2 separate regions of the Mus musculus genome follow, and region 1 is linked to region 2. The links are chromatin loops, found by intact Hi-C in ENCODE. Cell type or tissue: gastrocnemius. All regions are shown on one strand. Links, peaks and the distances in the headings refer to the core of each region. The heading gives the core; the rest is flanking DNA. Region 1 has its middle 43 kb from the start of 1700072O05Rik. Region 2 holds the start of Atp6v1e1 (ATPase, H+ transporting, lysosomal V1 subunit E1).

Region 1 (2,909 bases), core at 221-2,720, 230 kb after region 2:
CTAGGCTTCTCCAGGTGTCCCTAAGTTTTTTGTTCTGTTGTGCTTTGAGATAGAAGGGGGTCTCATAATGTAGCAAGGCTGGCCTTCCAGTTTCTGATCCTCCTACACCAGCCTTGGTGTTTTTGTTAAGGTGTCTGAGTTAGGATGTCTTTTGAGTGCAGGAACTTGACCGGTGATTCGGTGTTGGATGCATTCTGGTTCTGGCTAATTCTCTTAACACCAACTTCTTAGAGTAGTCAGGGGTCAGAGGTTGAAACTGGCTCCAGGCTGACCTAAACTCACAGTAACCCTCCTGCCTCAGTCTCCCATATTCTGGGATTATGGGCACGAGGTCTTCCTGACCCCATTTAACTGCACCTTCCTCTCCCCTTCTGTGCCCATTTTCTTGCATTCTAGCTTTTTTCTTTGTGTGCCATCCTTTCTCTCTGTGACTGTGCTTCCATGTTTAGCGCTGTCCACTCCTACCATACCATAAGCACCCCCTGAGCAGGGGTGGATGTGTTTATGCCAGCTGGCTTCATGGTCATGGATTCATTCTGCCCTGGGATCCCCTCTATCCCAACCTTGACTGTTTGGTACTTGGTGTTCCTGGGTGGGGCTGTCAGGAATGTTCTGGAACAAAGCCTCACCAGGTGAATGCTACTGGAGACTCCCTGTGATTCATCTCTGCTTGGCTTTCAGTAGGAGGGTGATGCAAACAACAGACCTTAGGGCCTTTGCTGATCCAGAGCAGAGGGAGGGGCAGGTGACTTGTGAGGCCAGGGATGGCAGAGTAAGGGATATTCCAGGGAGAACGACTACTCCTCTCTGCCTCCTCCCATTCTCCTTGGAAATACACCTGAAATGCCTGTCCCTGCTGAAGGTTACCTAGGAAAAGAGGAAAAGGTTACCTCGCCAAACTGCTAAGGTGTGTGATTGGCTGATGCCCAGTGTCAGATGTCTTCCAGCCCTAGATCTGGGGAACAATGCAAGTGGCAGATGTCTGCCCCCAAGCCTCCAGGATACAGGTGGCATCTCCCACCATGGCCTGTGTATGATGCCTCACAGGGTGGAGGGCTCTGCCACGGAAAGAAGGGATGGCTGCCCCAGAAGGAAGAAAGGGACAGAGCTTGAACGAGTGTCTCAGAAAGTGCAGAGATTAAATTTCTCTCTCTGGGAATTTGGAATCCCAGCTCTGGGTAAATGGGGTGCTGCCCTCCTCTGGATGGAGTTGGTACCCCTGTATTCCCCTTTTCCCTACCCTGCCTGGTGGGCAGGCATTTGGTGTTTTTTCCCTAGGTAGAATGCAAGAGCACTTTGCATTTATAAAACTTCAGACTAGGGCTGTGGATGTAGCTCATCTTCAGAGTCTCGTCTAGCATGGGACACAGCCCTGTGTTTGGTTGTTAGCCCAGTGTAAATCAAGTGTGGTGGTGCACACCTTCAATCCCAACACTCTGTAGATGTTAACATTTCCTCTAGGCTCCGCCCAACAGTTACCTAGCAACAGCCACCAGGTAGGCACCTGCTAGTTACTGCTGCTCTCTCCATCTTTCCTTTTCTTCCCTCCCTTCCTTTCTCCCTCCCTCCCTCCTTTCCTGCCCCCCTCCCTCCCTCTCTTCCTCCCTTTTCTCTGTACCCACCCTTTCCTTCTCACCAATAAACCTTTATATTACATCTATTTCCTCAGGGGGATACCTTGGCCAGGGCCCCCAAGGTGCACCGCATCACCATCGCCACTGCCGCAGTTTTAAAATACATATAACAGAAGTTGCAGGCAGGAAGATGAGGAGTTCAAAGAAATCCTAAGTTTATTAGTCAGGGTTTTCAAGAGGAACCGAACTAATGGGCTACATACATACTACATACATACGTACATACTTAACAATAGCAGAATCATACCAGGGAGCTGGGAATGTGGTAGTTCCTAGATTCTTTTTTTTTTTTTTTTTGATTTTTCGAGACAGGGTTTCTCTGCGTAGCCCTGGCTGTCCTGGAACTCACTCTGTAGACCAGGCTGGCCTCGAACTCAGAAATCCACCTGCCTCTGCCTCCCAAGTGCTGGGATTAAAGGCGTGCGCCACCACGCCCGGCCAGTTCCTAGATTCTTGAGGCTGCCTTAGCAGTTAGAGTGGTCGGTCCCACCATGACTGTTTGTCACAGGGATGGGTGGGGGTGAGGGGAATTGAAAAGTAGAAGAGGCAATCGGTTGTTGGTCAGTCCACAGGCTGAACCCCACTCCCCCAGTAATCCCAATCTGGTATAAAAAGCCGAGAAGTTTCCCAGCAAGCCATTGGTCCCTAGTCCAAAAAGAAAGCTTGGAGACTGGTTCTGCTATCAGTGAGGGCTCAGCAGCAGCATTGGGGCAGATCAGCCCAGCAGCAAGATGGGAGGCCAAGCTTGCCAAAGGAGTGATCTTCCCTCTGCCACACTCTTCTTATCTGCTTGAAGGTGAAGCCCACATCCAGGAGGGTCCACGGAAGTCAGCCAAGGCAGTCAGCACAGTTCTATGGGCCATTGGAATTTGTGGCAGGTTGATATTCCAACCAGCCATAATACCCAGCTACTTAGGAGACCAGCCCAGGACATATGAAACCCTGTCTCAAAACCAAATACTACCAACCAGTCTAAACATCTTCAAATCACAACATTTGTGACTCAGGGAGTACAAGTCAATGACGGGCAAGGTTTCATACCCAGCGCTAAACAAACAAAGCATCAAATCCCAGGACCATTGGATAGGTGAGACCCAAGAGAAGGAACCAAGAGAAGGAAGGAAATGAGGTCATCGTTAAAGAAATGTTCATTTTTCTCAGAAAACCATGACAACTGGAAAAGCAAAATGTCAACCACACAGCAGGGAAGCACAGTCACCCAGACTTTGGGTCAGAGGTCCTGGAGGTCAGAGAACATGGCCACACAAGGAGGGA
Region 2 (2,888 bases), core at 389-2,888:
AGCAAAGGGTTTACTCAGCTTACATTTCCACATTGCTGTTCATCACCAAAGGAAGTTAGGACTGGAACTCAAGCAAGCCAGTAAGGAACATCCCTCCATGGCCTCTGTATCAGCTCCTGCTTCCTGACCCGCTTGAGTTCCAGTTCTGACCTCCTTTGGTGACAAACATCAGTGTGTAAATGTAAGCTGAATAAACTCTTTCCTCCCCAACTTGCTTCTTGGTCATGATGTTTGTGCAGGAAGAGAAACCCTGACTAAGACAATAACTATTTATGATTTATTATCAATATTTGACTTGTAAGTCTAATTTATATCCATGTAACACTATAGGTAATATAAAACTGACATTCTTTTTTGTTTGTTTGTTTGTTTGTTTTTGAGACAGGTTTTCTCTGTATAGTCCTGGCTGTCCTGGAACTCACTCTGTAGACCAGGCTGGCCTCGAACTCAGAAATCTACCTGCCTCTGCCTCCCAAGTGCGCCACCACCACCCGGCAAACCTGTCATTCTTTAAAAAGAGTTAGGGATGGAAAAGTTTAAACCCTGAACTCAAACTGCACATTGGAGTGGTCTGTTAGGCCCTGTATACATACCCAGTCCAAATGCTATGTTTTCACACAACTCTTTTTTTTTTTAAAGATTTATTTTATTATTATATGTAAGTACACTGTAGCTGTCTTCAGACACACCAGAAGAGGGCATCAGATCTCATTACAGATGGTTGTGAGCCACCATGTGGTTGCTGGGATTCGAACTCAGGAACTTTGGAAGGGCAGTCAGTGCTCTTAACCACTAAGCCATCTCTCCAGCCCTTCACACAATTCTTATTTAATAATAAATATTGAAGGGCTTATTTATATTAATGCTAAATCTGTTAGGGGTTTTGTTTTTGTTCTTTTAAAATGTATATGGATGCTTGCCTGTATGCCTGGTGCCCATGGAAGCCATTGGATCTCCCTGAACTGGAGTAACAGTTGTAAGCTGCCATAGGGGTGCTGAAGATTAAACTTGAGCCCTCTCGACGAGGGTGCTCTTAATCCCTGAGCCCTGTTTTTAGCCCTATGGCTTGGGTTTAAATAAAAACTATTATTTAATCTCTAGTCCAGGCAGGACTCAAATTTCCAGGCTTGATGTGGAACTTATGATTTTCCAGGGGCCATCTGAATGTGGGGATTGCAAGAATGCCTCGCCGCACACCAGCTCATGGATAGACCAACACTTTGCATGTGTTATGCAAGCATTCTGTCAACTGAGCTATGTCACAAGCAGTGAGTAGATCTTTATGTGTTTATTTGAGACAAAGTTTCTCTATGTAGCCCTGGCTATCCTGGAACTCACTGTTAACCAAGCCTGGTTTACTCACCCTGTAGACTCTGGCCTCTAACAAAGAGATCCACCTGTCTCTACCTCCTAAGGGCTGGGATTAAAGGCATGCCTCCCACGCAATGCTTTTATTTATTTATTTTATTTTATTACATTTTATTTTTGGTTTTGAGTGCTGAGTAAATTATGTAAACTGTTTACCGGGGTCTTAACCTGGTACGTGTCTGTAATCTTTTTTTTTTTAAGGTTTATTTATTTATTTTATGTGAATACACTGTCGTTGTCTTCAGACAGACCAGGAGAGGGCATGCGTGGGATACCATTAAGGAGGGATGTGAGCTACTTTGTGGTTACAGGCAGTGCTCTTAACCACTGAGCCATCTCTCCGGTCCCTTGTCCATAATCTTAACACTTAGCAGATGGAGGCAGGAAACTCAGGAGTTCAAACCTTTTGTTTGTAAACAAACAAACAACTCAACTGTTTTACTAAAACAACCGCTGAAGAAGTATAAATAATTCTGATTAAAGTCTGATACAAAAATCCCTAGTCGGGTGGTGGTGGAGCACATCTTTAATCCCAGCACTCGGGAGGCAGAGGCAGGAGGATGTCTGTGAGTTCAAGGCAGCTGGTCTATGAAGTCAGTTTCAAGACGGCCACATCTACACAGAGAAATCCTGTCTCGAAAAAGAGAAAAAAAAAAAAAGGAAGGAAGAAAAGAAACAAAGGAAGGAAGGAAGGAAGGAAGGAAGGAAGGAAGGAAGGAAGGAAGGAAGAGAAAAGGAGGGAGGGAGGGAAGGAGGGAGGGAATCCCTAAAGCTCTCTCAAGTCTCTGAAGTATTTTGTCCTTGCCAAGCAGTCACGAGTCAGTTTAAAAAAAAAAAAAAAAAAAGAGTCGCTCTGCGCATGCGCCTGGGAAAGGGCGGAGCCAAGGCAGAACTTCCGCGGGCACAGTTCTCGATCTATTGGTTGAGAAGGCTACGGCCCCTTGGTCACCAAGCCGGAACCGGAAGCGGGGTTTATAAAGTAAAGGAAGCTGGACCTCCCAGGGTTTTCGTCTCAGGTTTGCTCCGCCGCCACTTTGAACCCAGATTCGAAGCTGTCCCCTGGCCGGACTTTGCCTTCGCCATGGCGCTCAGCGATGCAGATGTACAGAAGCAGGTGAGGGCCAGGTTGGGTGTAGCGCAGCCGCAGTGCCGTCCGGAGGACAGTGTTGACGTTTGCTTTGCAGAGCAGGGTCTTCGGGTGGCCTGCGTTCATCGGGCGAGCCTGGCGGACCGCCGACACTCGGGCGCGGGTAGTGTGTGCCGGGATGGTTCGCAGACCCAGGGGAGTGAGAGGGCCTTGCACCGCATCTCACGTGACTGCTGGTCTCCTGCTTCCACTTGCCTGTCACAGAGCCCGCAGCTGACTGCCTCCCATCTCGCCAGCCCCCCTTTTTCTGGCGTTTCCACGCTTAATCCGGAAGAGTTTTGTGCAGAGGTTAAAAGTATTTTGTTTTTGTTTTCCCTGAAGCGCTATTTCACTATAGTACAGGAAAGAGACTGAGGGGAAAGAGCAGCTTGCG

What was found. Hi-C counts contacts between places; a loop is a spot of excess contacts. Peaks named below come from ENCODE experiments on the same cell type or tissue, not always from the same donor. Only the 100,000 strongest peaks of a DNase experiment are listed, where the experiment ranks them.
Region 1: it touches region 2 in a loop (2.1-fold over the local background); 1 of 42 quality-filtered maps calls a loop at or near these places.

Annotation. Positions count from the first base shown.
Region 1 is chr6:120,596,385-120,599,293 of GRCm38, reverse strand. No RefSeq gene overlaps it. Among named protein-coding and RNA genes, the nearest start is that of 1700072O05Rik, 43 kb to the right of the region's middle. In gastrocnemius, for the core only: a CTCF peak has its summit at 1,195 (motif pointing left); no DNase peak of the experiment used is centred there.
Region 2 is chr6:120,822,182-120,825,069 of GRCm38, reverse strand. Atp6v1e1 (ATPase, H+ transporting, lysosomal V1 subunit E1) reads left to right here and starts at 2,372. Exons shown (of 9, transcript NM_007510.3): 1 at 2,372-2,482. The coding sequence starts at 2,450. Gm38889 (a long non-coding RNA gene) reads left to right here. Exons shown (of 3, transcript XR_869411.3): 3 at 1,154-1,262. In gastrocnemius, for the core only: a CTCF peak has its summit at 1,612 (motif pointing right); DNase peaks (open chromatin) are centred at 1,676 and 2,293; H3K4me3 peaks cover 1,347 bases; H3K27ac peaks cover 1,927 bases.